2 separate regions of the Homo sapiens genome follow, and region 1 is linked to region 2. Evidence: read pairs that join two places in POLR2A ChIA-PET (ENCODE). Cell type or tissue: HepG2. All regions are shown on one strand.

Region 1 (5,000 bases), 140 kb before region 2:
AAAACACAGGCCTGGCCGGTGATCAGCCAGGCTGCTGCGGCTGCAGGCGCCACCACACGAGGCCAGGCCGGGCAGGGACAAGGGTGCATGGGGCGTGGGCTCCACACGGGCTGGGGTTGGGCACAGCAAGCCTCACACACGCACGGGAAGCCACAAGTGCACGACCCACACCTCTCCTGTGTGACAGCGTTTGCCTTCCCCAGTCGTAAGAACCATCCATTCCCTGTGGAAATAAGCCAATCAAGGAGAATCTTAAAGTCGTTGTTAGTTTTCTGTCCCTCTGAGAGAAGCGCTGCTGAGTTCTTCTCCGCCCGTTTCCTGTGCTCTACGGTTTGAAAGCGGCACGACAGAATCACGCCCCAGCGCTCCCCGGCCTCCGTGGCCGGGCTCCCGCAGGAAACACCACCTGCGGTCCTGGCTGCACTGGTGGCCGGCAGCTCACCACACAGCGCATCAGCAACACGGCCGTGCTGCCGCCCAAGAGCAGTGGGCCCAACTCTGCCGTCGCAGCTGTGCCAGAACAAGCGCTCCACCTCGCCTCCTCTCCAGCCGTGCCCAACCATGGGAGGACAGACTCTCGGGTACCGCCTGCTCCCCCGGCCCTGGGCACGCCTCGACCTCGTGTCAGCCACTGTGCTTAGCCGTGAGGCCACGTGAGGAAGGCAGGGCTGCAGTGAGGGAGACCTGGACGCAGCTCAGCGCTTGGGCTTCCCAGAAGTAGGGACAGCCAGGGCAACAGAGACAGGACTGGCCTCAGCCGAGGAAGGAGCCACACAGCAGGGCTCTTCCCTAGACTCACTTTCCCCCCGAAAGCAGGGGCAGGAGGCGGGTGGCAAGGCCGGCCCTGAGCCCGTTCCCCCGGCTGCCACTCCCCACTCGGCCTGGCCCCAGCTGCCCTCCACTCAGACATCCCCCAGCGCCGACGTGGACCCACCGCGGGTGACAGGGTGCACACGCTCTCGTCCACACCAGACAGCCACACAGGAGGCTTTGCAAATGGCAGCCAGCATCACCGTCTGCTACCGAGCAGGACTCACCCTTGCTGGTGAGCAAATGAGTCAGGATGTTGAGAAGGAGGGCAGGGAAGCTATCAAGACACAACACGCTTAACCAACTCACAAAGCAGTGACAACAGGAGACGGACTCGAAGCCAGGCACCGTGTGTGGCATCTGGAACCAAGCTTGCTGGTGCCACGCAGCCTGGGGTCCCATCATCCACACTGCCTGCCTTCAAGATTTCTCCCAAGGATTCGGCACTGCTTAGGAAAGACGGGAAAGATTCTTTTCGTCTGCTCTACATCTAGTGGATGGGAAGTCACAGCAGACAGCACTTCAGCTCTCCATAAATACCTGACCAGTGCAAGCGAGCTCAACGAGACCCACTGGGGAAGGCCCCCCCGAGGCCCTGACACCACAGCCCGACACCGGCCTGCAGGACTCTCCCACTGGAGACCCTATCTGAGTGTGTCCTGCCACGAGGTGGAATTTCTAAAGGACGCAAGGCATATACTCAGTCTTTGCTCTGCCTGTGCAGGCGCCTCACAAGAGCAGGACAGAAAGTCTTCGCCATTAGACCATTAGACAAAGCGGCACAACCACCCTCGCTCGCGCGGAGGAACCCACACAGCATCCGCACACCAGCACATTCCAGACCGCCACCAGAAAAGGAAAGGCCTCTCTGGACGTCCCTTAGCTGCATTCAAGTTCTACGCGGGAACGGGGCCTTTCTGGACTTTCCAACCCCTGCCGGGCCGTCCGCCTCACCGCGGTGCTGACGCTGCTCAGGCACAGGGCAGAGCTCCGGGCAGCTGGTGTGCTGCAGACAGGAACCCTTTGCTCCCAGTGCAAGGGAAAAGGCCCTGCCCAGAACGCGCCACGGTTACGCAGAACGCAGGCATGAAGGAGGCCGGGGAGGGGCTCACCGGGGCCACGGTGTCTTCACAACTGGAAGACCCCACCTCCCTGCCAGTGGCTCTCAGGGTCCACATCCAGCCGCTTACTCCTCAGGCCTCCCACGCCTCTGCGCACGCTCCTCCCACCTCCCTGCCTCTGCTCCTCCTCCAGCGCTGGCCCGGGGCTATCCAATCTGAGTTCAGGGGATGAGCGCAGCACCCCCTCTCCCTCCAGCAGGGCAGCTGCTGACCCAGACAGCAGCTCCTCCCCACATCCACGCCCCCCAGAGGAGCCAGGCCAGCCCCGGAAAGCACCGCCTCCTCTTCCGGGGGACTCAGCACGTGACTCCGGGCCCTAAAAGCTCCCCTCCACTGGCCTGGGCTGGCTGGTTAGCAAGAGCCCCTTCACAGGCTCCTTAAAGGGCATTTGGTGACCGAGTGAGTGGAATTTCAGAAATGCTAAAGACTCTAACTCGAGCCAAATTATCACTCAAGAATGAGGACAAACTGAAGTTACTTTCAGATACGCAAGGGCTGAAAGCTGAGCACACACAAACCTTCCTGGCAGAAAAACTACTCAGAAATATTGCTTAGTGATCAAACACAATAAATCCGTGGACAAAGACAATGTAAGACACAAGAAACAGCAATGCAGAGAGGGGCCAGCAGATTCTAAGACACAAGAAACAGCACTGCAGAGATGAGCCCGCAGAAGATACAGCTCGCCCAAATGAGGACAGGCAACCTCACAGACCGTATCATAGGAAGAACAGTGAAAAGGGGCAAAGCATTAAAAATAGATTCCTAATAGCACAGGCAACAGAAAGAGACAAATGGGACTACATCAAACTTAAAAACTGCAGAGCAGGAAAAACCAACAGAGTAAAAAATGGGAAAAAATAGCTGCAACCCAGGGATCTGCATATGGAGCTACTATCCAGAATGCACTTTTAAAAACGCCTACAACTCCACAACCAAAGGAAATATCCAATTTTAAAATGGGTGAAGGACTTAGACACTTGTACAGAGAAGATAAACCAATGGCCAAGCGGCACATGACAAGATGCTCCACACGACCAACCACTGCTCAGGAGACACAAGTGCAGACGTGAGGCATCACCTCGTGCCCGTTAGGACGGCGATCACTCAACACCGAAAGCTATGCCACGGCAGGAAGCGGAGCAGCGGGACACGCGTGCAGTGCCAGGGAACGTGCCCGGCGCAGCGTGTAGAGCAGCGAGGCAATTCCTCAGAACGTTAGGCACAAGGCTCCTGAGTCCCCAGTAGGCCACGAGAACTGAAGGCAGGGTCCCAGGAGGTATCTGCACACCTGTGTTCATGGCAGCCACGAGGCAGAAGCCACCCACATGTCCATCACCAGGGGAATGAAGAAAGAAAACGTGGCAGTCACACACCACATAACGACATTTTGGTCAACAACAGACCGTGCAGGTGATAGTGGTCCCATTAAGATTAGGATACTGCATTCTCACTGCACCTTTTCTATGTTTCGATGTGTTCCATGCAAAACACCACCGTGGAACAGCTGCCTGCAGTATTCAGTGCAGTGACATGCTGTACAGGTTTGCAGCCCAGGAGCCACAGGCTGTACCACGGTGCGGGCGTGCAGCAGCCACACCATCTGGCTCCTGTTAGTTCATTCCACGATGTTCACACCGCAAAGTCGCCTAACGATGCATTTCTGAGAGTTTTTCCATGTAAGTGACACATGACCGTATCTGCACAGGTAATGGTTCATTTCAGGCATCAACTTGATGGGATTTGGGATACCTAGAGAACCTGTGAAGCATTACTTCTGGGTGTGCCTGTGCGGGTGTTTCCAGAGGAGACTGGTGGGTGAGTGGGAAGATGTCCTCCAGGTAGGTGGTGCCATCCAGTCCGCTGGGGCCCAGACAGAACAAGAAAGTCAGAGGATAAGCAATTTCCTGTCCCTCCTGGAGCTGGGATCCTGCCCTTTGGCATCAGAACTCCAGGGTCTCTGGCCTTTGGATGTTGGGACTTACACCAGCATCCCCCCAGGGTTCTCAGGCCTTTGGCTTTGGACTGAGCCACGCACCAGCTTCCCAGGGTCTCTGGGGTGCAGGTCTGCTGCGGGACTCAGCCTCTGTAATCACACAAGCCAGTTCCCCAATAAATCCCCTCATCTACCTCTATATATTATGAGTTCCGTCCCCCTGGGGACAAGTAACACAATACACAGTGGAACAGTATTCAGCCTTTTAAAAGAAGGCAATCCTCTCACTCACTGTAACATGGGTGAACCTTGAAGACATTATGCTAAGTGAAATAAGTCAACCATGAAAAGACAAATCTGCTAACTCTGCTTGTATGAGGTATCTCACACAGTCCAACTCTTAGACACATAAAGCAGAATGGTGGATCCCAGGGGCTGGGGTGGGGAGGAGGCAGTTTTGTTCAATGGCTATGGAGTTTCCGGTTTGCAAGATGAGAGGGTCATGGTGATATAGATGGTATGACTGTACTGTGTGCTTACGGAACGGTGTCTACGCTATAAATGGATAAAGTGGTTGCTGTATAAAATGGTTGATGGCAAATTGTATACATATATAACAGTATCTTTTTAAATTAAAAAATGTTAACAAAAATTCTAATGAATTTTGATAAATGGCACCTGACTGCCAGACTTCTCATAAAGCTAGAGTGCTGAAGCCAGTACAGCACTGGTCTAGGAATGGATGCAGGGGTCAATACAGGGTGGGGAACCCAGAAAAAGACCCACAGGCAGGGTCCATTTACATACAGCCAAGGGGCCAAGGCAACTGAGGCGAAGGACAGTCTCTGCAACAGCCAGGACAGGGAAGGGATGGCCCTCAACCCAAACCTCACATCCCATGAAAAGTGCCTCCGAATGGATCACGGACCTAAACACAAAAGCTCAAACTGTGAAACTCCTTAGAAGGAAACAAGGGAGAAAATCTTTGCATCCTTGAGACAGGCAACAATTTCTTAGAAGGATACAAAATGTACCAACTGTAAAAGAAAAATCCATCCTCTGAACCTTATCAAAATTAAAACTTCTGCTCTTCAGAAAACAATGTAAGAAAGTTAAGAACACGAGCCATGGAC
Region 2 (5,000 bases):
TGGCCCCAGTTCTCCCATGTCCCCCTCTCTGAGCACAGCAAAGAATGCTCCCATGTCCCCTGGTGCCCTAGGGCCTTCGCAGGCGTGCTTTTGGAGGGGCCTCCCACTACCAAAGGAAGTTCCTCCTGGCTGCTGTCTACTCCAGCCCTCCAAACAAGCCCCCTCCCTTCCCAGACAAATCAGCTGTGGCCCTGCCTGGAGCACCTCCAAGGCCTCGGTCTACCACCACCCCACATCCTAGCTAGAGACCCCCAGGCCTAGGCCCACCACTGCCCTACATCCTAGCTGAAGCCCCCGAGGCCTGGGCCCACCACTACCCTACATCCTAGCTGGAGATCCCCAGGCCTGGGCCTACCACCACCCACATCCTAGCTGAAGCCCCCGAGGCCTGGGCCTACTACCACCCACATCCTAGCTGGAGAACCCCCACCCAGGCCAGGGCCCACCACCACCCTATATCTTAGCTGGAGACTCCCCCCACACAGCCTGGGCCCACCACCACCCACATCCTAGCTGGAGACCCCCCAGCCTGGGCCCACCACCGCCCTACATCCTAGCTGGAGACCCCCCAGCCTGGGCCCACCGCCAAGTGGGGGCCCCAGGTCGCAGAGCTCACTGAGACGGCATGAGGGCCGGGCTGGGAGAACAGCTCCTGCTGCCCCTGGGCTGTTCCGCAGCCTCCTTGGCCTCCTGTGAGACTGGGTGAGCCTGGAAGCCGCTGCCACGGCCAGAGCTGGACTGAGATGGGGACTGTGCCTCAGCGAGTCTCTGGAGCGGCACCCTGGCTTCCTACACAGGAACATGCCCCAGACCCGGCGCCTCCTTCCTCTCCTCAGACCCAGAGCCAGTAGCTTTGCCATGGAGCCTGTGCTCCTTTCAGCCGAGGAAGCTGTCCAGAAAGCGAGGATTGTCCAGGGATGCAGAGTAGCTGCAGTACAGCCGCCCCATGCCGCTCTGGGAAAAAGGCCTGTGGATTCGAGTCCAGCCTCTGAGCAGCGGCTGCCAGTCCTGCTCTGGGGACTCGTGGAGGGCCTGAGATCCTTCCAGGCAGATGATGAGATCGAAGCCCATTGCATGAGGGCACCTTTTGCTCCCATGCTCTGATGGGCACACGGCGGCTTTCGAGGGCTGCAGGCCAGAGCAGGCACCTGACAAGGCTGGTAACATACGCAGCCAAGGCTGGATTTTCTTCATAGACTTCAACCAACAGCACATCTCAGCAGATGAAGTGCTGGAGCCGATATGGGAATCCAGCTTCCACTAAGCCGGACAATACAAAGATTCGCACCAACGTAGAACCACGCCACTTTTCTCAGGCGGGTTTTTCATTTTTAAAAGTATGATTGCTTTTCATAAAACATTATGCTATTTATGTTAATGTGTAATAGCAATATTTTCTTATTTTTAAGTGAATTGGCAAGTATTCTGAACATTTCTGTTATGATTTAGAAAATGATAAGTATCCATAGGTATAACCCATACAAACAAAAAAGTTCTTCAGTGTCCTCAATTAGTTTTTTTTGTTTTTGTTTTTTGTTTTTTTGTTTTTTTTTTTTTTTTGAGATGGAGTCTCGCTCTGTTGCCCAGGCTGGACTGCAGTGGCGCGATCTTGGCTCACTACAACCCCTGCCCCCTGGGTTCAAGAAATTCTCCTGCCTCAGCCTTCTGAGTGGCTGGGATTACTGGCGTGCACCACCACATCCAGCTAGTTTTTGTATTTTTAGTACAGATGGGGCTTCACCATGTTGGCCAGGCTGGTCTCGAGTTCCTGACCTCAAGTGATCCGCCCGCCCTGGCCTCCCAAAGTGCTGGGATTACAGGCATGAGTCTCACTCTGTCGCCCAGGCTGGAGGGCAGTGGCACACACAGTTCACTGCAGGCTTGACCTCCCCTGGCTCAGGTGATCCTCCCACCTCAGTCTCCTGAGTAGCCGGGACCACAGACACAGTCTCCTGACTAGTTGAGACCACAGGCGCACTCCACCACACCCAGCTAATTTTTGTATGTTTTGTAGAGATGAGGTCTCCCTGTGTTGCCAAGGCTGGTATCAAACTCTGGGCTCAAGTGATCCTCCCGCCTCGGCCTCCCAAAGTGCTGGGATTACAGGCATGAGCCACTGCGCCTGGCCCTCAGTGACCTTTAAGAGTATGAAGGAGTCCTCAGATAAAAACATTTGAGAAGCACGGAGGTGGAAATTTGTCTTTGGCCTGGGGGCCTGGAGTCTAAATACTGCATTGAGTGGCTGATCTGTGGTTTTCGCTTAAAATACAGGTTAGATCATTTGTTTCTGTTTGCATTCTGTCCTAGTTGCTTCTATTTATTTTTTCTCTCTTTTTGAATCTGTGAAACATTAACAGGGTTCCAAACATCAGAGTGTTTTGTCTAAGCTTAAAAGCCCTCTGGGTGATTCCGATGAGCAGAGGCCGGGAAGGATTGAGCAAGACCATTCCCGAGCTCCTTCCTCCGCTCTGTTTCCAGATCCCATGACTGGGGACCTATAAATATTTTCCTGACATGGAGCAGGATCAACTTCAGCATCTGTTAGCTTCATCCCAAAGGCAGGGAAGCCTAGAGCCCCTGGGAGGGCTCTGCACCGCACACACCGCCGGCCTGCAGCCCCAGCCCTGTGCGGGGTCCTGGGGAGGGGGGCCCCCTTTCTGTGGCTCTTCCTGACTCCCTGCGCGTTCCACCCCAGACCCTCAGCCCACTCTGACCTCCCTCCAGGAGGGATGGCTTGCAAATGCCCTCTGGCCACAGTGCAGACCGCTAGGCTGTTCTGTGCAGCTTTAGGCCATGCCAGGAAAGAGACTTAAAGCCAGGGCCCCAAAGGCCAGGGATGCCTGCGCCGGGAGCCAGGAGCTTCCCCAGCCACTTCCAGCATGTAGACTGAAGTCAGGCCACGCACAGGGCTCTCCAGGTCACACCCTGCGCAAGAAGGTGTAGCACGCTGGCTCTAATTTCGAGAAGGTGAAAACAAGAGCCCCTCTGCCCCCACGCCCTGAGCTTTCCCGAAAGGCTTGGGGCAAAGAACTCCCCTCAGTGGCACCTAGGGAGGCACCAGGAAGGCGCTTGTTGGAACGGGAGAGAAACGGGGAGAGGGAGGAGGACAGGGGGGAGGGGAGGAGGGGAGGGGAGGAGGGGAGGGGAGGAGGGGAGGGGAGGGGAAGGGAGGGGACAGGGAGGGGAGGGGAGGGATAGGACAGACAGACAAAGAAAGGGGTGCGGCAGCACTGCCAGGGGAAGAGGGTGATCCGACCCGGGGAAGGTCGCTGGGCAGGGCGAGTTGGGAAAGCGGCAGCCCCCGCCGCCCCCGCAGCCCCTTCTCCTCCTTTCTCCCACGTCCTATCTGCCTCTCGCTGGAGGCCAGGCCGTGCAGCATCGAAGACAGGAGGAACTGGAGCCTCATTGGCCGGCCCGGGGCGCCGGCCTCGGGCTTAAATAGGAGCTCCGGGCTCTGGCTGGGACCCGACCGCTGCCGGCCGCGCTCCCGCTGCTCCTGCCGGGTGAGTACTGCGTGCCCCCGGGACACCCAGAGAGGGCCCGGGCCTCCTGCACTTTCCCCGCGGCCCAGAACCTTGTGGCACCTCCAGAGGGACCCCCAGGACTGGCTGCGACCGAGCTTTAAGGGTCTAGTCCCGGGGGCAGCCAGTCGGCCAAGGCCCCGGGTCCCTGCGACGGCGAAGGCATCCCGGAGGCCGCACCCAGACCGGCCCGGCAAGCTGCAGGGACTCGGACTGAAAACCTGCCCGTTACCCCTGGTCGCTCGCAGGCGCACGGGCGATCTAACCCCGCGCCGTCCATTCCGCTGATGGGGGTCTCGGAAGCACCGCAGGAGAGCTTTGCGGAGCAGGGAGGGGGTCGCGGGTGCTCGGGGCCGTCCTCAGAGCCCAAAGTGCCGCAGCCCTCTCGGCTTTCCACCCCGAGGCTGCCACGACGGTGCCAGCGCGCGGCTGCTCCCCTCTGTGCTCCCAGGTGATGGAAAACCCCAGCCCGGCCGCCGCCCTGGGCAAGGCCCTCTGCGCTCTCCTCCTGGCCACTCTCGGCGCCGCCGGCCAGCCTCTTGGGGGAGAGTCCATCTGTTCCGCCAGAGCCCTGGCCAAATACAGCATCACCTTCACGGGCAAGTGGAGCCAGACGGCCTTCCCCAAGCAGTACCCCCTGTTCCGCCCCCCTGCGCAGTGGTCTTCGCTGCTGGGTAAGTACAGCCCCCTCCTCGCCTCCTGCTCCACCAGGAGGGCTGCGGCGCCGGAGCCCCCCGCACAGCTGCACGGCGGCGCTTCCCAGTCTGGGGCGTGCTGACGTCGGGAGACTCTAACACCAGAATGTTTGCCGAGCGCCTGCGGTGTGCGGTTCCGGGGATGCGGTGGGGGCAGGGGGCGCTCACGGGGAGGGCGCAGGTGGGTCGCGGCAGGGGCAGCCACAGGGTGTCACGGTCCGACGTGACTGGGGGCCATGGTTCCCTGCGGGCGGCGGGGAGGGATTTCCTGGGGCGCCCCCTGGAATCCAAGCCCGACCGCAGTGTCTGACCATGGTCCGCGGCGCGGCCGGGTGGTCCTGCAGGGGCCGCGCATAGCTCCGACTACAGCATGTGGAGGAAGAACCAGTACGTCAGTAACGGGCTGCGCGACTTTGCGGAGCGCGGCGAGGCCTGGGCGCTGATGAAGGAGATCGAGGCGGCGGGGGAGGCGCTGCAGAGCGTGCACGCGGTGTTTTCGGCGCCCGCCGTCCCCAGCGGCACCGGGCAGACGTCGGCGGAGCTGGAGGTGCAGCGCAGGCACTCGCTGGTGAGCGCGGGGCCGGCCGGGGGCGGGGTCCGGGGGGCCGGGGCCAGGCGCGCTGAGCCGCTGTCGCCGCAGGTCTCGTTTGTGGTGCGCATCGTGCCCAGCCCCGACTGGTTCGTGGGCGTGGACAGCCTGGACCTGTGCGACGGGGACCGTTGGCGGGAACAGGCGGCGCTGGACCTGTACCCCTACGACGCCGGGACGGACAGCGGCTTCACC

The links. Peaks named below come from ENCODE experiments on the same cell type or tissue, not always from the same donor. Only the 100,000 strongest peaks of a DNase experiment are listed, where the experiment ranks them.
Region 1: POLR2A ChIA-PET joins it to region 2 with 11 read pairs; 4 of 35 experiments call an interaction of 5 or more read pairs at or near these places.

Annotation. Positions count from the first base shown.
Region 1 is chr4:1,306,635-1,311,634 of GRCh38, reverse strand. The region is part of intron 1 of MAEA (macrophage erythroblast attacher, E3 ubiquitin ligase); the gene reads right to left. Among named protein-coding and RNA genes, the nearest start is that of MAEA, 19 kb to the right of the region's middle. RefSeq lists enhancers at 925-1,822, 2,720-3,617. In HepG2, no CTCF peak of the experiment used is centred here; a DNase peak (open chromatin) is centred at 2,124; H3K4me3 peaks cover 976 bases.
Region 2 is chr4:1,171,047-1,176,046 of GRCh38, reverse strand. It overlaps SPON2 (spondin 2), which reads left to right and starts at 3,464. Exons shown (of 6, transcript NM_012445.4): 1 at 3,464-3,503; 2 at 3,973-4,195; 3 at 4,561-4,784; 4 at 4,857-5,000. The coding sequence starts at 3,976. All of the region lies in intron 1 of LOC124900647 (nascent polypeptide-associated complex subunit alpha, muscle-specific form-like), which reads right to left. RefSeq lists enhancers at 2,851-3,568, 3,569-4,284. In HepG2, no CTCF peak of the experiment used is centred here; DNase peaks (open chromatin) are centred at 2,356 and 3,396; H3K4me3 peaks cover 2,278 bases.